2 separate regions of the Homo sapiens genome follow, and region 1 is linked to region 2. A link is a loop called in an ENCODE intact Hi-C map of the cell type or tissue named here. Cell type or tissue: gastrocnemius medialis. All regions are shown on one strand. Links, peaks and the distances in the headings refer to the core of each region. The heading gives the core; the rest is flanking DNA.

Evidence for each region. Peaks named below come from ENCODE experiments on the same cell type or tissue, not always from the same donor. Only the 100,000 strongest peaks of a DNase experiment are listed, where the experiment ranks them.
Region 1: it touches region 2 in a loop (14-fold over the local background); 4 of 110 quality-filtered maps call a loop at or near these places.

What each region holds. Positions count from the first base shown.
Region 1 is chr6:162,552,887-162,563,767 of GRCh38, reverse strand. All of the region lies in intron 1 of PRKN (parkin RBR E3 ubiquitin protein ligase), which reads left to right. Among named protein-coding and RNA genes, the nearest start is that of PRKN, 170 kb to the left of the region's middle. In gastrocnemius medialis, for the core only: no CTCF peak of the experiment used is centred there; no DNase peak of the experiment used is centred there.
Region 2 is chr6:162,732,488-162,743,368 of GRCh38, reverse strand. All of the region lies in intron 1 of PACRG (parkin coregulated), which reads right to left. Among named protein-coding and RNA genes, the nearest start is that of PACRG, 10 kb to the right of the region's middle. In gastrocnemius medialis, for the core only: a CTCF peak has its summit at 6,247 (motif pointing right); no DNase peak of the experiment used is centred there.

The sequences.
Region 1 (10,881 bases), core at 1,966-9,965, 180 kb after region 2:
TGAATTTTCTTTGTGTTTTCTTAGCACAGCTATTTTGAATTCTCTGTCTGAAAGGTCACATAGCTCTATTTATCCAGGATTGGTCCCTGGTGCCTTATTTAGTTCATTTGATGAGATCATGTTTTCCTGGATGGTGTTGATGCTAGCAGATGTTCTTTGGTGTCTGGGCATTGAAGAGTTGGGTACTTATTTTAGTCTTCACTGTCTGGGCTTATTTGTAGCCATCTTTCTCAGAAAGGCTTTCTAGATATTTAACAGGACTTGGGTATTGTGATCTAAGCTGTATCTACTTTAGGGGGAACCCCAAGCCCAGTAATGCTGTGGTTCTTGCAGACTCATAGAGGTGCTGCTTTGATGGTCTTGGACAAGATCTGTGATAATTCTCTTGATTACCAGACAGAGAGTCTTGTTCTCTTCTCTTGCTTTCTCTTTTTTTGTTTTTTTTTTTTTGTTTTTTGTTTTTTAAGATGGAGTCTCGCTCTGTCGCCGAAGCTGGAGTGCAGTGGCGCGATCTCAGCTCACTGCAAGCTCCGCCTCCTGGGTTCACGCCATTCTCCTGCCTCAGCCTCCCGAGTAGCTGGGACTACAGGCGCCCACCACTACGTCTGGCTAATTTTTTTGTATTCCTTAGTAAAGACAGGGTTTCACTGCTTTAGCCAAGATGGTCTTGATCTCCTGACTTCATGATCCGCCCGCCTCGGCCTCCCAGAGTGCTGGGATTACAGGCGTGAGCCACTGCGCCCGGCTCTCTTGCTTTCTCTTAAACAAAGAGTTTCTCTCTCTCTGTTCTGAGCCACCTAAAGCTTGAGGTGGAGTGACACAAGCACCCCTGTGGCCACCACCACTATGACTTTGTTGAGTCAGACATGAAGCCAACAAAGGGCTGAGTCTCACCCAAGTCCTGCTGTAACCACTCCCTGGCTACTGCCTATGTTCACTCAAGGCCCTGGGGTTTTATAATCAGTAGGTGATAAAGGCCTGTTTTTTCCCCTTCAGGGCAGTGAGGTCTGCCAGGCTCTCTGGGTAGGTCCAGAGGTGCCATCTGGGGGTCAGGAACTAGAGTCAAAAGTCTTAGACATCAACCTGGTATTGCTGCTGAGCTGACACTCAAAACACAAAATACAGTCCTTCCCAGTTTTCTCTCCCCTTTCCAAAGGCAGAGGAGCCTCACCCTGTAATCACCACTACCCCAGACCATGAGGAGTACTGCCAGACTAGCCCTGATGTTCCCTTAAGGCCCAAAGGCTCTTAAGTCAGCTTGTAGTGAATGCCACCTGGTCTGGGACTCACCCTTCAGAGCAGTGGACTTCCCACTGGCCCAGGGCAGGTCCAGAAATGCCATCCAAGGGTCAAGTCCTGGAACTGGGGACCCCAAGAGCACACTTGGCATTTTGGACCCCAGTAGCTGTGCTGGTACCTGAAGCCAGCATGTCCCAGAGCCTCACCCAAGGCCCTCGACGTGGTACCTGGATATTGCTGCTGGTTATTCGTGACCCAAGGGCTCATCAGTTAACAGGTGATGAATGCTGCTGGCACCAGCTCCTTTCTTTCAAGGCAGTGGGTTCCCTTGTGGGCCAGAGTGTGTCTAGAAATGTTGTCTGGTAGCTGGGGCCTAGAACAGAGGCCTCACAATTCAGTCTGTTGCCCTTTCCTGCTGTGGCTAAGCTAGTATCCAAGATACAAAACAAAGTCCTCCCTACTCCTCCATCTCCTCTCCTCAAGTGGAAGGAAGGGGTCTTTTCTGGAGCTGAGAACTGTGCAGCCTGGGATTAGGGGAGCAGTGATGCCAGCACTCCCTTGTCTGTCCCAGCTAGTGTCTCAGTATGTCACGTGCCCTCCCACCCCCAGTTCACTGTCTCTGGGCCTAGTTCAGCACTAGGACTTTCCTAATAGTTGTAGTCCTTATGGCCTAGACTGCCTTTCACATTGACCTGGAGACTCAGAGTGCTGTAGCCCTCTGTGGCAAGGTTTGCAGGCACTCAAGTTCCGACCACAGGGATCTGCATTCCCCCTGGCATGGGCAGGCATCAGCTGAGTTTGGTCTGGTTTTCCTTTCTGCTGTAACAGGACAACACTGAATTTAATGCCTCACAATTGCTGTGTTCTCCCTCCCCTAGTGCCCAGAGATGCTCTTCGCCCCCAGTAAGGGAGGCGTGGTGTCAGCAGATTCAGGACGGGTTTTTTTTGTTTTTGTTTTTGTTTTTTTAAATCACTTCAGTGCCTCTTTCAGGGATATGAAGTGGAAATCAAGTACCATGAGTGCTCACCTGATTTTTGGTTCTTAAGAAGGTGTTTTTCCTATGTAGATTAGCTGTTAACTTGGTGTCCTTGCGGGGTCGGGGGACGAACGGTGGAGCTTTCTATTCTACCATCTTGTCTGCATCTCACTAGATTATCTTTTAAAAACTAGATAGTCATTGGCTTTCTTCTTTCGCTCAGTCTTTCTCTTCAATATCTACTCCACTGCTATAAGCATGTTCTTTTACAATGAAAAATGTGACCATGGCATTCCTGTGCTTGAAACTGTTTAGTAAATATCATTGCCCAAAGAATAAAGCCCAAGCCCCTTAATACTTAAGGCTCTCCGCAACCTGGAGACCTCAGCTTTATCTTCATCACTCCATGCGCTTGGGACTGCAGCATCTCACACCAGACTGACTGTAGTTGGACACGCTCCATGGATTTCTCCCCGTCGCCCTGCTCCTTTGATCGCCTAGGCTGCAAATCGTCTTTCCTTCCTCAGTCCCATCTGGTCAAATACTCCTCAGTTACGGCTCAACTCAGACATGACCCTTTTATAAAGTCTTTTCTGTTACCTGGAAATGATCTCTGTTATCACCCTCATACCCAGTGGGCATCTTTATAACTTCACAGATTTTCATGTTTTATAATGACCTGGGTTTTTTTTTTTTTTGCCTCTCTCTCTCTGGGCTTTAATTGAAAGCCTTCTTTCCATCTTAGTAAAGTTTCTGGAGAAAGAAGACACTCATTAAGTATACACTGATTGACTTGAATGAATATATGTTGGCAATGGATATTTTTGCCACATTTTGCAAATTTGTTAACACAATCTGTAATTTATACTTCAGAGAAATATCAATTGTAAACATGATTAGGGTAGTGCATTTTAATGAAAAGGACACCAGAAGGGTGTTATGACATTAGTTCAAATTTATGTTTTTACTATATGGGATGTATTAAAAATCACTTCATTTCTTAAGTGTATTAAAAATAACTTGATTTTTCCATGTTTACACTTGTAAAATATAAGACATTGATCCAGGCAACACTTAGAAGATGCATTTGGCCTCTGCATGTCTTTGACCTTCTGGACATTGATTATGACCTGACTTTGATTACTCTGTTTCTAATTTGTAATTGTTATGTGTTGACAGTTATAAACTTATAGGTAATTGATGTCTGCTCTTTTGAACTAATCATGAATATATTGTTAGGCTGATTTTTAACCTAAGCATAAAGCATGTGTATTATTTCTACTTATGAAGCTAACATAGTCAAATAGAAACTTCTAAGGTTTTTATTGCACTTATATGCAAATAGTTGTATCTGAATGAAATCACCTTAATGAAATGCTGTCTTTGAAACCTAATTATAACCTCTTTATTAACGAATGTAGTAGGGGAAAGAAGTCATATTAATGTCGTTGATAAGTTATGTTTATCCCCTTCTGTCATCATATTAACTGAGAATGAAATACATATAAATAGAAAAAGTTTAATAATAATGGTATCAGATGTTAATTGAGCTTACTGTTTGTTAGACAACTCATTTTATATGGAAGAAAGCTGAGACAAGAGAATTTAGCCATGGTCACAGATTAGGTGGCACTAGTTTGAAAAATTTAGGACCTTAGAGACATCATTTTCATTCCATAACTTTCCTTTCTCGTATGTGAAGAAGAATTAGCCACCTATTTAATTTCTATCTCCATCAACAAAATATCAGTAGGATATGTGTTGCTTATTGGTAAGGAATACTGGTGAGGAATAAGAGGCTAAGGTACAGGTGGAGATGTTTTTAAAAGTAATTACTAATGTATAGGAGAAGACACAAAATGGATAGTTTATCTGTTTAAGCTTTGTGGTGGCCATTGCTTTTTATGTAGCCTCTATAACTGAAAGTCTTTAAGAGACAAGGCTTTCCCTTTTACCAGTGATTCCAACAAGATAAATGCCTCAGCTGGGATGAATTGGGGCTTTTCACAAGTGACCCGTAGCTTTCTTGTAGAAATGCTTCTCAGTTTCTTTATGTAGCACAATTCCAGGGACAAGGTGAACCTAAATGATAACTATGGGCTGTCTTCCTATATGTCAGTTACATCCACAAATGGGATGTTAGGGGCTGGGGAAGGGTGTGTGATGGGATGGCAGGGGCTGGGGAAGGCTGTGTGTGTGTCCATGTGGTTTTTAAGGTTTTGATAGAACAAAAATTTTACCTGCAAATCAGCCTAGTGGCCTGTCGCAGTCTGTGTCATAGTATTATTTACAAATAGTCGTAGTTTTCATTCTCTCTATAGTGAATTTCCTGGTAACACAAAAATGTTTGAGTTTCAAAATGTTCATACAACTTACCAATTGCCTTTTTTTTTTTTTTTTTGAGACGGAATCTTGCTCTGTCGCCCAGGCAGGAGTGCAGTGGCACGATCTTGGCTCACTACAAGCTCCGCCTCCTGGGTTCACGCCATTCTCCTGCCTCAGCCTCCCAAGTAGCTGGGACTACAGGCACCTGGCACCATGCCCAGCTAATTTTTTGTATTTTTTAGTAGAGAAGAGGTTTCACCAATTGCCTTTTTAAAGTAGAAAAGTTGGCTGGGCGCGGTGGCTCATGCTGTAATCCTAGCACTTCGGGAGGCTGAGGTGGGCAGATCACTTGAGCTCCGGAACTTGAGACCAGCCTGGGCAACATGGCAAAACTCCATCTCTACCACAAATACAAAAATTAGCTGGGTGTGTGGCACATACCTGTGGCACATCCCAGGTACAGAGGAGGCTGAGGCAGAAGAATCGCTTGAGCCTTGGAGGCAGAGACTGTGATGGGCTAAGATCACTCCACTGCACTCCAGCCTGAGTGATAGAATGAGACCCCATCTAAGAAATTAAAAAAAAAAAAGTAGAAAATTGCTGGGCACAGTGGCTCATGCCTGTAATCCCAGCACTTTGGGAGGCTGAGGCAGGCAGATCACCTGAAATCGGGAGTTCAAGACCAGCCTGACCAACATGGAGAAACCCCATCTCTACTAAAAATACAAAATTAGCCAGGTGTGGTGGCGCATGCCTGTAATCCCAGCTACCTGGGAGGCTGAGGCAGGAGAATCGCTTGAACCCAGGAGGCGGAGGTTGCAGTGAGCCGAGATGGCGCCATTGCACTCCAGCCTGGGCAAGAAGAGCGAAACTCCGTCTCAGAAAAAAAAAAAAAAAAAGGGAAAATTAAAGCATTTGCTTAAAAGTCAGTGAAAATATGTAAAATAATATGGGGAATCCGGAATAGTTTGAAGTAATGAAGGCTATAACATGAATGCCACTTTCTTTGAGATTCCTGATAATATACTTGTTAGTAAAGATGATGGCATAATAGTCACCATAAAGAAAAGTGATTTTTTTTATCATCAAATCACCAAATAAAACCTTTGTCGTAAGGAGCAGCCATCTAAAGAGTATATTTAAAAGGAGAGATATAGATACTTGTGTGTAGATATTAATATATAGGTTCTCACCATGGTGATTATGCCTAAGAGTCAAAACTTTATTTTCTTGTAGGGCAACTGGGCAAAAATTACAAGTTTTGCTGCTCTTGAAGCTTCCCCCATGATCTGATTCTTGAGCTGAAACTCATGTAACAAGAGAAGAATTTGGTAAAGCCTGATGCAGTAGCATCTTTGAGGTGGTCAGAAGAAGCCCTATATTGTCAAGGATAGATACTGTTGTTAACAGCACCATCCGCCGAGCATAGTGGCTCACGCCTGTAATCCCAGCACTCTGGGAGGCCGAGGCAGGTGGATCACTTGAGGTCAGGAGTTCGAGACCAGCCAGGCCAACATGGTGAAACCTCATCTCTACTAAAAATACAAAAATTAGCTGGGTGTGATGGCGGGCGCCTGATAATCCCAGCTACTCGGGAGGCTGAGGCATAAGAATTACTTGAACCTGGGAAGTGGAGGTTGTAGTGAGATCATGCCACTGCATTCCAGCCTGGGAGACAGAGCAAGACTCTATCTCAAAAAAACAAACAAACAGAAAACAGAAAACAAAAAAACACCACCATCATTCAGTGCCTTTTATGGTCAACGCCTGAAGAGCTGGTGCTGATTACAGATTGGGGTTCAGGGCAAGACCACGTGGGCACACCCAGTGAGGCCACAGCAAAGTGCCCTGGGGGGAATGGTGTTGGGACTAGGCTCAGGGAAGCTGGTGGCATGAGGAAGGACTCTGGCCTCTGACTCCAGCGTGTTTGTTCGACTACCAAGCAGCAATGACTGTGGGGTGGTGTATTATAACAGCTGGCCCAGCCAGAATACAGGGGATTAAGTGTGGCAGTTCATAGCATTTATTATGAATTTGAAAGGCCTTCAGAAGTCTTCCAAACTGGAGCCTTATTGGAGATGTTCACATTGGGCAAAAGGAATTGTTCAGCTTTCTGTTGTCCTGGCTTCTGTGCTGGCAACATCGGGGTTTCCTGAGTATGGGTAGTAACACTTGTCATAAGGTAGAGGTGGTGCCTTTCTGTACAATATTGCTTGGATATAAAAGATACACATCTAATTGTTTAAATGTATTATCTTTTATCTGCTTTATTTCATCAAATGGGGCAGGTGCTCAGTTTCCTTTGTCTGATATCCTGTGAAGGTAGCATCAGGAGAATGACTCATGCCCTGTGCTGCCTTGCCCTCTGCTGGGCTGGCTTGAGTCCTCAGGTTCCCTCACAGATGCAATTCCTGATAATAATCACTTGCATTCTCCTGTTCTAAGCTACAGCTTCCTTTTCTCTTTTTTTTTTTTTTTTTTGAGATGGAGTCTCGCTCTGTCACCTGGTTGGAGTGCAGTGGTGCAATCTCGGCTCACAGCAACCTCTGCTTCCCGGGTTCAGGCGATTCTCCTGCCTCAGCCTCCTGAGTAGCTGGGACTACAGGTGCACGCCACTGCATCTGGCTAATTTCTGTATTTTTAGTAGAGAAGGGGTTTCACTGTGTTGGTTAGGATGATCTCGATCTCCTGATTTCGTGATCCCCCCGCCTCGGCCTCCCAAAGTGCTGGGATTACAGGTGTGAACCACTGCGCCCGGCATTAGCTACAGTTTCAACATGATGCACTAGAGGGGAAAAAAAAAGAAGGCGTCTGCCAAACTGACACACACACACACACACACACACACACACACACACACACACACACACACACACACACACACCAGCTGAGTAGTTACTGCTTGGTTTCTTCTGCCCGCCTTCAGTTGCCTCTGATCAAAGCTGTTCTCAACTTGGGTTTCCAAAACATTTCGCAGAGAGCTTACAATGGTAAATAACTTCTTGTGCAACAGGTTTGAGATTTTTTCCGAGTTATAATATGTCTTACTTACCTGTTTCTGCATGACAAATAGTGACAAACTTAGGGGCTTCACACAGTACGGATGTATTGCCTGTTTCTGCAGCAGGAGATCAGGCCCAGCTAGCTGCCTCCCTGCTTTCAGGGTCTGCTCTAAGCTGCCATTTCCTTCTCACTCAATCAAGTTATGTTCTCCAATGTTTTCTCACTTTTTTTTTTTTTTTTTTGAGATGGAGTTTCGCTCTTGTTGCCCAGGCTGGAGCCATTTCGGCACACCGCAACCTCCACCTCCCAGGTTCAAGCGATTCTCCTGCCTCGCCTTCCCAAGTAACTGGGATTACAGGCATACACCACCACACCCAGCTAGTTTTTGTATTTTTAGTAGAGACTGGGTTTTATCATGTTGGCCAGGCTGGCCTCAAGCTTCTGACCTCAGGTGATCCACCTGCCTCGGCCTCCCAAAGTGCTGGGATTACAGCCGTGAGCCACCGGCCTTGAATTCATTCTTTAGAAACTTTAATTATGAAATGTCAATGGAATAATATTTATAGATGAAACTTAAATTTTTTTTTTGTATTTTTTTCACACAGTGTAACGCTGACATCATTTATTGAAACATGACATATCTTGAGTGTATTTAAAAACCAAGAGGGTGAGTTATCTCAGCAACAGTGTTTTTGTTAAATGTAGTTGATACCTATTACTGATGAAAAGCAATAGAAAAGAAAGCTTCTATTTGGGTAATGTTTTAAGTTTTTCTTTACCCAATGGATTAGTGTAATTTGCTCTCTCATTTTCATTAATTTTATTGATGACTGAAATTGCTCATTACTCAAAAAGCTGGAATTTTTTTAACTTTTAAATTTGGCATCCTAGTAAAATCTTGGTTCAAAGAATATTTTACTGGTTGGGTTAGAAATGAATCCATTTTGTTTAATATACTTTGAAATACTATTATCATGATTGTTAACATCTATTATATTACTCTAGACATGATTTTAAATTCCTCCTTCTATATATTCCTCTTTGTATAAATGCCTCCATATATAATATATATAGCCATTATTGACTTTTGCCAGTCATTTACCATGTGTTTGCGTTGGGGTATCACATACTGACCTGTGCACCAACCTATGGGCCCTTCCTACTTGGTTTTTTGTTGCATGTGGCTGAAAAGTCTGTTAGAAGCATAGTCCATTGCGTATAAAAGGAACTGAATAAGTGACTTTTGAGTTAGATATATAATAGGTGTAGCACAGAATTCCTCCTTTCTATAAAGCCCCCCAAATAAGTATATTTCATCATTTTTCTTGATAGTTGATACACTCTGCTTTTGGAATTTTTCCCACAATCACAAACCCCATTGTTAAATTCTCAGTCTCATTTTAGAACATTTCTGTGGTGACCTGGCCTTGGCTGGGTCTTTCGCCTTCTCTGGAGGCCGTCCCAATGTACGCCTGGCTCCGGCAAGGCCATGAGATGCTTCCTCCTCAACACCAGCCAAGCTGCCATTCCCATGGCTCTAGTAAAAGCCCCTGATCTTCATGCCATTGCGCTGCGCTGTGCTCCCCCCACCCCGTGTTGCCACTGTCATCTGTTAACCTCCTGCCCCCCGCCACCTCACTGAGGATGTTTATCTGTCCTGTCTGCCACCCCCAGTTCTCCAAATTCTGTCCGTTTTCTTTTCTTTTTTATTTATTTATTTAGAGATGGAGTTTTGCTCTTGCTGCCCAGGCTGGAATGCAATGGGGCGATCTCGGCTCACTGCAAACTCTGCCTCCCGAGTTCAAGTGATTCTCCTGCCTCAGCCTCCCAAGTAGCTGGGATTACAGGCATTACCACCACGCCCGGCTAATTTTGTATTTTTAGTAGAAATGGGGTTTCTCGATGTTGGTCAGGCTGGTCATGAACTCCCGACCTCAGGTGATCCGCCCGCCTCAGCCTCCCAAAGTGCTGGGATTACAGGCGTGAGCCACTGCGCCTGGCCATTCTGTCCGTTTTCTTGGCAACTCATTATTTACATGAATGGTCCCCTCAGTATCCTGTATCTTCATTCATTGATCTGCTCATCTTCAGTGACATTTTCTTCTACTCTATTCTCATCGAACACTCTCAGTGTAACAGAGTCGAACTAGATGTTACTTCACCTCCAAAATAACAAAATGAAGCATTCGCGTCTCCAGCGACAGCTGCGGTGCTTGCAGAGCCCTTGCTGTGTTAACCTCCACGGGAGTCCCTCGCCGCTTTCTCTCCTTCCCCAGCCCTCCTGCCATGACTCCTGTCTTTATCCACCTGAGATTCCAAAGTTCATCATTTCACTCATGTTCTTTCAGCTGCCTTTTCCCCACTCACTTTTACCCTTTTTTTTTTTTTTTTTTTTTTTTTTTTTTTTTTTTTTTTTTTTTTTGAGATGGATTCTTGCTCTGTTGCCCATACTGGAGTACAGTGATGCAATCTCGTCTCACTGCAACCTCCGCCTCCAAGTTCAAGAGATTCTCCTGCCTCAGCCTTCTGAGTAGCTGAGATTACAGGTGCCCACCACCACGCCCAGTTACCCACACGCTTTTTATTGCACTTCCTGAGCAAATGCATAGCTTTAAATGACTGTGGTGGTCTGTGTTTTAGTTTCTTTCCCTTGAAGCTTTAGGGTGTTTTTTTTTTTTTTTGGTAGTAAACATTTGGGTAAACCGAGGACACTGTAAGTTCACATCAGCAGATGGCTCTTCCCTCCTTGTCAGTACCCGGTTTCCTGAGGTATGAGCTCCCACTCTCTACAGCACCCCCCCTATATCTATCCCTTGCTTCTAATAAGACCTCCCACTCCTCCCACCCTCCCCTGCCTCTTTCTTTCCGGCTGCTCACTTTGCCTTATATGTTACTGCAATTTAAGAAGGTGACACCAAGAGCACTCACTTTCTTGTCTTCCATTTCTTGAGAAAAAGCGTCCTTTCTCCTCTTAGATGCAAAGGCCTCCACTTGTGCTGGACACCCACCTCTGCCTCATCAAAGAGGTTGTTCCTTTGGCTGGTCCCCTCTCTCCTTTATTGTCTTCTCTCATTTCCCCAATGCACATTGTGTTGTAAGAGCGTCTGCCTCTTAAAGAACTTACCTGGACCCCACTCACTTCACTTCTTGCCCCATTTTCCCTTCCCATTTAATCTTTCCTCCCCTGAGACAGCATCACCAACAGCTTTGGGCAATGCCAAGCCCAGTTAGATGCTCCTCTCGTTTGTTCTTACGCAGCCTCTCTCCAGCACTGGGCACTGTGGACCACCCCCTCTGGTTGAAACTCTGCTTTCGTGGCTTCTGAGACCTGGTTTTT
Region 2 (10,881 bases), core at 1,298-9,297:
AAAAATGAGATTTGAGATTTATCTTTTCTCTTTTATGTATTTTCTTAAGACTCTACATAAGAATTTTTCTCTTTTACAATGAAAATAATTGTTTAAAATTACCCAAAATAGTAAAAGAAAAACATGAACTCAAATAACTCAATAGCAAAAGAACAAATTTTTTAAAGTGGGCAAAGGGACTGAATAGACATTTGTCAAAATAAGACATTCAGATGCCCAGCAGATATATGAAAAAATGCTCAGTACCACTAATCATCAGGGCACTGTAATTTAAAAGCATAATGAGATATTCACACTTGTTAGAACCGTTATCATCAAAAAGACAAAAGATAACTAGTGTTTGTGGGGATGTGGAAAAATGGGAACCCTTGCACACTGTTGGCAGGAATGCAAAATGGTGCAGCTGCTATAAAAAACAGTACGGAGGTCCCTCAAAAAATTAAAATTTAAACTACCATATAATCCAGCAATTCCACTTTTCTTCTTTGAACCTGTATTCAAAGAAGATATTCTTTGAATATCTTCTTTCTATTCTCTTTGAATCAGTATTCAAAGAGATAGCTTCACTCTCATGTTTATTACAGCATTATTCACAAGAGCCAAGGTATGGAAACAACCTAAGCATCCACCAATGGATGAATAGTTAAAGAAAGTGTAGCATATATAGACAATGGAATACTATTCAGCCTTAAAAAGAGAAGGATTAAAACTACTACAAGAGTATTGTAACACAAAGAGTAAGTGCTTGAGGGAATGAGAAAAAAAAAGAAATCCTGTCATTTATGACACTATGATGAACCTGGAGAATATTTATGCATGTGAAATAAGCCAGACACAGAAAGACAAATACCACACAATCTCACTTACATGTTGTATTAGTCCATTCTCCTATTGGTAATAAAGACATACCTGAGACTGGGTAATTTATAAAGAAAAAGAAGTTTAATAGACTCACAGTTCCACGTGACTGAAGAAGCCTCGCAATCATGGTGGAAGGCGAAAGGTATGTCTTACATGGTGGCAACAAAGAGAGAATGAGAGCCAAATGAAAGGGGAAACCCCTTATAAAACCATCAGATATTGTGAGACTTATTCACTACCACGAGAATAGTATGAGGGAAACCACTCCCCATGATTCAATTATGTCCTGCTGGGTCCCTCCCACAACATGTGAGAATTATGGAAGCTAAAATTCAAGATGAGATTCGGGTGAGGACACAGCCAAACCATATCATACGTGGAATCTAGAAAAGCCAGACTCACAGAAGCAAAGAGTAGAAGGGTACTTACCAGAAGCTGGGAGATGAGGGAGTTGGGATGATGTTGGTGATAGGACATAAAATTTTAGTTAAATAGGAGAAATAGATTCAAGAGATCTATTGTACAACATGGTGACTATAGTTAATCACAATGAATTGCATTCTTGAAAATCACTGAGAGTAGATTTAACTGTTCTCACTGCAAAAAAATTATGAGTATGTAAAAAAATCATTAAAATCTAATAAATATTTTTTGTAGAATGCAAATGTGGTACACACATTTAGTTTTCTTTCCAAAGGAAGGTTTTTGATTTCTTTTAGTTTATAGAAATATTGTTTCATTCTGGCAGCCAAGAACTCCAAGAGATGGTCCTTCTTCCAGTCTTGACAGATGAGCCAAACACAGCAATCCCATCTCTTACCTGATACTGACTGTTTGTGTTCCCCAAAATTAATGTGTTGAAGCTCTAATCCCTAATGTGAAGTATTTTAAGATGGGGCTTTGGGGGTAGTAATTAGGGTTAGAATAGGTCTTGAGAATGGGGCCTTTAGGCCAGGATTAGTGGCTCTACAAGAAAGAGAGAGAGAGAGAGAGAGAGATGCTCTCCTCACAAACATGTATGGAGGAAAGCCATGTGAGGACACAGCAAGAAGGTGGCTATCTGCAAGCACGGAAGAGAGCCCTCACCAAGAGCCAAAATGGTGGCACCTTGACCTTGAACTTCCCAGTCTCCAGAACCATGAGAAATAAATGTTTAAGCCACCCAGTCTATGGTATTGTGTTATGACAGACCCAGCCTACTAAGACACTACCCTAGCAATAATACCTGATCTTGAAGACACTAACTACCCTAGCAATAACACACAGTTTTGAAAAGACTACCCTAGCAATAGTACCTCATCTTGGAATGATATGACAAAAGCACCTTGTGGTGGATCACTAGGAAGGACTTTGCTGCCTGGTAAATCAGAGACACCAATAATTTATGCTTGTTTTTTTAAGCTAAATACATCATGATTAAATAATGTAAAAGAATATAAGGATAATTCAGCATTAGAATATATGTATTCACATAATTAACGTTAACAGACTGAAGAGGAACAAATCTTATAATCATCACAACAGATGCAGCAAGTGTCTGATAAAATTCAATACTACTTCCAATTAAGAAAAACACCCTTAGCAAATTAAGAATATAAAAAATTGAAATGGCTGGGCGTGGTGGCTCATGCATGTAATCCCAGAACTTTGGGAGGCTGAGGAGGGCAGATCATGAGGTCAGGAGATCAAGACCATCCTGGCTAACATGGTGAAACCCCCGTTTCTACTAAAAATACAAAAATTAGCTGGGCGTGGTGGCGCGGGCCTGTAGTCCCAGCTACTTTGGAGGCTGAGGCAGGAGAATCACTTGAACCCAGGGGGCAGAGGTTGCAGTGAGCTGAGATTATGCCACTGCACTCCAGCCTGGGTGGCTGAGCGAGTCCATCTCAAAAAAAAAAAAAAGTGGCTCATGCCTGTAATCCCAGCACTTTGGGAGGCCAAAGGCAGGTGGATCGCGAGGTCAGGAGATCAAGACCATCCTGGCTAACACAGGGGTGTTACTAAATTTTTTGTACTAAAAATACAAAAAATTAGCTGGGGGTGGTGGTGGGCGCCTGTAGTCCCAGCTATTCAGGAGGCTGAGGCAGGATAATGGCGTGAACCCGGAAGGTGGAGCTTGCAGTGAGCTGAGATCACGCCACTGCACTCCAGCCTGGGTGACAGAGCAAGACTCCGTCTCAAAAAAAAAAAAGATGATTGATATTGTCCCACAAATTGCACCTTGAATAAAATTCTAGTTAAAATCTCCAAGGAAATTTTCATGAAACTTGACCGCTTATTCTAAAATTCCTATAGATAGTAAGAAAGCAACGACGTCAACTAGGATATAAACAAATTGGGGGAACTCATCTCGCTAAATACAAAATTTGTAAAGCTACAACAATAAAGGCAGTGTGATACTGGTTCAGAGACAGACAAAGAGACTAATGGGACATAATACAGAGTACTCAGTTAGTATTCATAGATGGTACTGTCTTGGTGGCTCTCCATATGGAAAAGATCAAAAGAAAGCCTTACCTCCCATCTTAAAAGTAAATTTGCAGTTAAATAATTAACAATGTATGTGTGAACATTATAAGAATAAAACACATAGAAGAAACCTTACAATATTAGGATCAAAAAAATTCTTTTGAAACTAGGCAATTTTTTTTTTTTTTTTTTTTTTTAAAGATGGAGCCTCACTCTGTTGCCAGGCTGGAGTGCAGTGGCACTATCTCAGCTCACTGCAATCTCTGGCTCCCGGGTTCAAGTGAGTCCCCTGCCTCAGCCTCCTGAGTAGCTGGGACTACAGACACCTGCCACCACATGCAGCTAATTTTTTGTATTTTAGTAGAGATGGAGTTTCACCATGTTAGCCGGGATGGTCTCAATCTCCTGACCTCGTGATTCACCTGCGTCAGCCTCCCAAAGTGCTGGGATTACAGGCGTGAGCAACCACGCCTGGCCGACAAAAATTTTTTAAAAACACCAAAACCATAAAGGAAGAATGTGATAAGTATAAATACCTAAAGTTAAATTTAAAATTTATGTATTAAAAAGATGTAAAAATAAGTATAAAGACAAGTCGCTAACTGCAAGAAAATATGTACATACCATATCCAGAACATATCCATATCTAGAGTATGTTAAGTACAGCTATATGTCAATAACAAAAGGACTGACAATGTAACAGAAAAAATGGGCAAAGGCTATGAATATGCACACTAAAGAGGAAGAAATCTACATGATAAAACTCCTATAAAAAGGAAACATGACCACTAGTAATCAGAGAAATGCAAAATTAAAACAAGATATTATTTCATATACTTCAGATTGGTACAATTTTAGTCTGATACCAACAATTTATGATCTTGGAAACAAGCATTTGGAAAAAAGAATTCTCATTAGCTGTTGGTCACAATATAAATATTTATATACTACTTTGAAGAGAAATTTGACAAACTCTATTAAAGTTGAAGTTATACCTCATCTTTCAGCAATTCCAAATCTGGTGAACTTTGGCCTTCATGCACAAGGAATCCTACAATAGGATGTTATGATACTGCAATGTAGAAACCTAACGGACCCTCAGTATGAGAATGAACTAAAAAGCTGGTTTATTCACACAATGGAATATGACATAGCAGGTAAACAAATTTGCTATTAACAGGACATGCATTCCTGGAGAACCACCATTTAACAAAATGGCTAACTAGAAATATCAAAGTGTATGGGGAAACCTATGGGGAAAATAATGTTTACAAAGCTCTATACATACATGCAACTTTGTAACCAGAGCATTTAATAATCATTCTAATTAAAATGAACTACCACAGTTAAAATATTACATTCCTTACCTTTAAAAATGAAATATTGGAGTAAATACAGTATAGTGCTATGCCTTTTGAAAAAATGATAGGGACATTGTAAGGATCTACAAAGATTGGGCTTGCCTCACATTAGATGCTTCCAAGAGCAAGTGCACAAACAGAACTAGGAAGAAGAACCCATAGCAAACAGGTATAATCTATGACACTATTACTCTGTGTCACTCTGCATTTAGCTGTGTTAGTATAATTTGTACCCAGTTGCTGTTACTTTGTGACACAAAATACTAACAAGATGGGGAAAGTCACATCTGAACGTCTTACGTACACTGATAGCATTCTGCTATTAATGAACTGAATATGACCTGAAGGCATTACAGAAACCTGCACTGTAACCAAATAGCTCAGATGAAAAAGTAACCTGAAGAACAGTTCTTGAATTTCTATTATCTCTATATCTCTGCATCTATCTCTGTATCCATCTATCTATAGGATATACGAATACATATATATTCATTATGCATATTTAGGAATAATGTATACAAATTTCAGGATCCTGCTTGCCTCTAGGAATGAAAGGACAGAGTACAAATTAAGCTGTGGCTCTCTTAGTGAGGTTATTGTTTTACTTATAAGAATATAATGTTACAATTAAAAATATTGTTTATTAAATCTAGATGGTGAATAAATGCCTCTTTTTCTATTTCTATATTTATTTGTAGATTTAAATTTTTCAAAATGTAGAAGAACATGATTAAAATAAAATACATGCAATTCAGTGAAAACATTGGTTAGTGAGATGGCTTGGTATAAAATAAATATAAAAATATTTATTAGGAAAATGTATACCTATAAGCATGGAATGATAAATTATATTACTATAAGTGAAGACTGTTATACAATGATCATTATTTGCTAGTGAGTTATATGATCATTTCCAACTCAAAATGATGTTCGACTTTACATCTTATTAAAAGGTCATTTGGAAGATTAAACCGGTAAAATGTTAAAATTTAAAATAAACATTCTGGGAATTAACAGGATAAATTAGCCCCACCAATTTCTAAAACATATTACCAAGTTGTGGTTTAATTACCACAATAATTAAAACTGTGGACATTCGTTAAAAATTCCTCTCAAATATCTCTATTATGTAGAATTATGAAACACACAAAAAGAAAAAGAACACACAAAGCAATGGGGAATAAAATATTACATAATAAATGTCTTTGGGAAAATTGAGTAGCCATCTAGAAAATAGTTTTCTGAGATCTTCCCCATCATACTATGTACCCAGATGTTCTCAACCCCTAATTAAAGACTAATTAAATCAACCCCAGAACACTTAGAAGAATTAAATGGGAATCTTTCAAGTGATTACAATTTGCAATCTGAGAACTACAGCCTTAGATGTTTGCAACCCCCTCATTTGTATCATGAATAGGTTTCAGAGGTGCTGAGATCCTGACCCTCAACACTGGCAGATGAGGAGGTAGACAGCAGGCAAGGTCCGGGAAGTCAAAAGCCCCTTAGGCAGGCCACAGGAGGAGCTAGAATAGGCACATTCAAGCACAGCAGGTGGCAGTATTAATAAAACCTTGATTGGGGTTTTAAGATTGATAAGCTCTCTGACCCAGTACATCTACTTCAGAAATTGTATTTCAAGGAAATACTGTAAAATACAGAAAAAACTTTTTATAGAAAGATACTAATTTCAACCCTATGTATACACTAATAGTAAATACTTGAAAACAACCTAAGTGAAAGACAAAGTAAATTATGACAAATTCAAAGCATAGAATTTTATGAAGCCTTTTAAATGCTTATGAGCTTTCAACAACATGTAAAATATTAGCATATTAGAAGGAATCCATAAAATTCCATATAAGGTATTATAATTATGTACATTGCAATCTATACAAACATACAGGTAGGTATATACACTCTATATGCTCTCAAAATATATAAAATATATATGCAATCTAAATAATTTTTAACATGTATATAATGAATAGAACTTACAACATAATTATTTATGGCAAAAAAAAAAAGGCAGAAAATAAGATTGAAAACCACAGTAGCTGGGAGCCTGGTCTCTCTCAGCCTTTGCACACTCCCCTAGGTCCTTCTCAACTGTTATATTTCACCAAACATGATTCCCTTCAGGAAACTTTCCTGGACTCAGACCCTCTCAGGTCGTTCAGCTCTGTGCTCTTATCATATTACACATTTTCTCCCTGCCAACTACAAAAACGCAGCTATCTTGCTCCCATCATGAAATGAACTGAGAACAATAACTAAAATATATACAATCTACACATTTCTGTGAGCACTGTAAATTCCATTTCCAGATCAAATTGGACCACCGAAAGTCTACGTACATGTACTACAACAATTTAATATCAGGCAAAATCCAATTTGCCAAGATACATTTTAATAACGTGTACTTAGCTCTCACTGAAATCTTTTGTGGATGATATTTTCACTGCATTTCTTGCAAAAGATAAAAATGTAGATATGGTATGTTGCATGTATTTAAAATGTGACATGACCAATTTCTCAGAGAGTTCAGTGTAGAGAAAGCTTCAGTTCCCTATAGGGATTGATGGGCTTCTCCTTTTGTGATAATGAGATGTGTATAATGTTCTCCTTTCAGCAACAGATGCCAAGAAGCTCAGAATTAAATTTGAACATCCATTGATAAATATACTGACTCTTATGAATGACAAAATTGATGCTTCTTTTCTTGAGCCCAAGCTTTCTACTTTAATTACACTTTATTTTATTATTTCTCTGTTGTTTATTCTATTTCATTTCCAATCGCTCCAATTTATTTTCCAAGTCATGTGTCTTAATGTATATGTATTTCACTGTGAGCTAGTTGAAACTGGTTGAGGAAACATTATGAAGAAATACACAAGTATGTTTGAGGTAAACATTTTTCTTCACAAAGTATGTAACTTTAAAAAGAGCAATAAAAGCCATTATTGAGAATGGAAAGGAAACTCACAGAGTGGGTAACTGTAGTTGCAATACATACAATACTAGACAAGTGCCTCATATCATTTAGAATATAGATGGAAAAAAGTACTACAAATAAATAAAAAACCAAATCAAGCCAAGAGAAAAACAGTCAAAAGTCTTAAAAAGACACTTCAATAAAGAGTATATCCAAATGGACAGTAAATATATGAAGAAGTTGTTAACTTCATTAGTCACAATAAAATTAATATTCAAATGACAAGGATATAACATTACATACCTACTGGAATACTTAAAATGCAAAATAAAGAAAATATTAATTATTGGTGAGACTGTAGCACAAACAGCACTCTCATATAGCACTGGAAAGAGTTTAAATTTGAAAAATCAGTTGGGAAAACAGCTTTAGTTTAGTTACTAAAGCCAAACAAGCATGACTTAGGGTCCAGCAATTCCACTCCCAGAAATATGTCCTTGGTCATGCGTAGATACTTTCTCCAAAAAAAGTGTAAAAATTTTCCTAGCAGTGCTATTTGTAACAGTTCTAAATTGGAGGTCACACAAATACCCATCGAGGAAGCGATGGATAAATAAATTATGGTATATCCAAGAAAATACTAGACAGGGATAAACATGAAGGATTTACTTACAACTATAGTTGTATGCAATAATGTGGGTGAATCTCACAAACAGAATGTTGATGAAAGAAACTGGACACAAAACAATTACATACTTTATGATTCCATGTATAGAAGTACAAAAACAGGTGAAACTAGTCTGTTGGCCAAAGTCAGAAGAAGGTTAGCATGTGGGAATGTTGGGTAGTGACTACAAAGAGACAGATGGGGTTCTGTGGTGTTGACAATGTTTCTGGATTTGGGTGTTGGTTGTATCAGTGTGTTTGGTTTGATATTCACCAAGTGATTCACTTACAATATGTGAGAGAACTGTTGTAAGAAAAACCTAGAAATCTAGGTTCCAGTCCTTGCTCTATCCTTTAATAAGTATCTCTAAACAACCACAAAATAGTAAATTGTTTGAGATTTATACATTAAGTGGAAAAACACAGTCTACTCTGCCTTTTCATAAGATTGGTTGGAAAAGCCAAATGGAATGAAGATCACTAGCCCTATTATATATGAAAGAATAAATATATGACATTAAGTAATCAATTATTAATAAAGTTACTTGAAATAATAAAAACAGCACTGATATATTATTTAAATTGGATAGGAATTCCTAAATTTGATAGGAAGATGTTTGATATAATTTAATTTAAGTATATAAAGGGTAATGTAACAATTCTCTGGCCATTTAGGGAAAATAAGTCAAAATTTATACCTTCCAAAATCAAAATGACTTAAGGTGAAGCAAACTTTCAAAATAAAAAATTAAAAGTAAAACAGAATCCAGGAAAAAAAGACTGAATTTTTTCTCATCATCTTAGACAGGAAAAAGCTTTTCTAAGCCAAACCACTTTAACTTTTTTCAATGAACATGTGTAACTTTTATGATACTGCATAAAACAGCTGCAAATTATTCTCATTTCTAGATTTAATATCTATATAACATCATTGGCATTTTCTTTGGAGCCACTGATTTGAAGATGATTGTCTAATTATAGTATAAAATATAGTCTTTCATTAATTCAACTGATCAAAATAAGATAAATGGCAGCTACTATGTGCCATAAATTTTTCTTGAGGTGAGGATGCAGCAATGGGTGAAATAAACAAATTCCTGCCCTTCTGGGGCTTACTCTCTGGTAGAAGAAAAACACAGGCTCAACTAAATTAATATTAGAGGGAAAAATATAAAACAGGGAAGGGAGATGGGAGTGCTGGAGCAGGGATGGAAGGGATTGTTAAGGGTCTGAAGTTTAAAATAGAGTGGTCAGGAAGAGGCTCACTAAATAGCTAATTTTTAAACAGAAATTTGAAGCATCAAGAGATGAGGACACACAGGGTAAAATGCATTTCAGGCAGAGGAAACAGGAAGGGCAAAGGCGTGGCACTAACTGAGTTCCGGAGGCAGGGCCAGCAGAGTTGCATAAAGCAGCAAGGGTGGGCAGATCACACAGGGCCTTCCCAATAGAGGAAGCTTAGCTTTTACTCTGAGTGAGGCAGGGAGCCACCTGAGGGGTTGAGGTGACGAATGCCATGATTCGGCCTTCTCAAGTTTTAAAGGGAGCTTCTGGGCTCCACAATTAGAGAGGATGGCTTAAAAAAATTCAAAATAGAGACAAATAACAATTATAATAAGAAAGTAGGAGAATATGAGATAAGAAGAAAGGGTAGAATTGCTTTCCTTCATTCATCAAATATTTATTGAATACACTGTTAGGTTCTGGTTAAGATTAAAAAGTGACTTAGATGTGGATACTGCCCTCACGGAGAATTTACATAAGGAGATAAAACATGAGCAGAAATGACCATAATACAAAGTAGAACACAATGAATAAAGGATAACTTTCTATGTGGGTGACAGGAAGGGAGAATTAAAGAAGTCTTCTTAAAGCAGTTGGCATTTTGCTGGCCACAAAAATATAAGCTTCTTGACAGCATGTGTTCTGTCTTTTGCTGACTGCTAAATTCCTAGCATTTAAAACAGTGCTTTGCACATAGTCTGTGATCAATAGATATGTGTTACCTGATGATAGAATGAATTTGTATATGCAGATATGTAGGGAGAAGGGTGTTCGAGCAAAGGGAACAACATAAACAGAAACACAAAAATAAAGAATATGAGTTTATTTCCTTGGTTCAGATTGACTGAAGCAAATGAGAACAGTGGGAGATGAAATTTTAGAACACAGAATGGGATTAGATCACACAAGACCTTGCTGGCCCTGGGGAAGTATCTTGACTTTTTTTCTATAAGAATTGGGAAGCTCCAAAAGCTCTGAATAGTGATAGGAGCAGAACATTGTACCAGAAAGATTAGTGTAATTGTACTGATAATTGATTGAGGGAGTCAACCAATTGATAGGTGGATGATATTGTACAAGCCTAGACAAAAGGTGATGAGGGCACCCATTAGTTCATCGCCACTTGGTCCCTTCATCATTAGTACTTCTCTGCCAGAGACATCTGTTTATTTGTATTGTAATTATTTTACTTGTCTCTCTCCTTTTCTTCACTAATAATGTAGCACATTTAGCACTGGAGCTAGACACTTCTAATTATCCCCCAATATTCCTTGGCTACAGTAATAAAACATTGTGAGTTTGAGC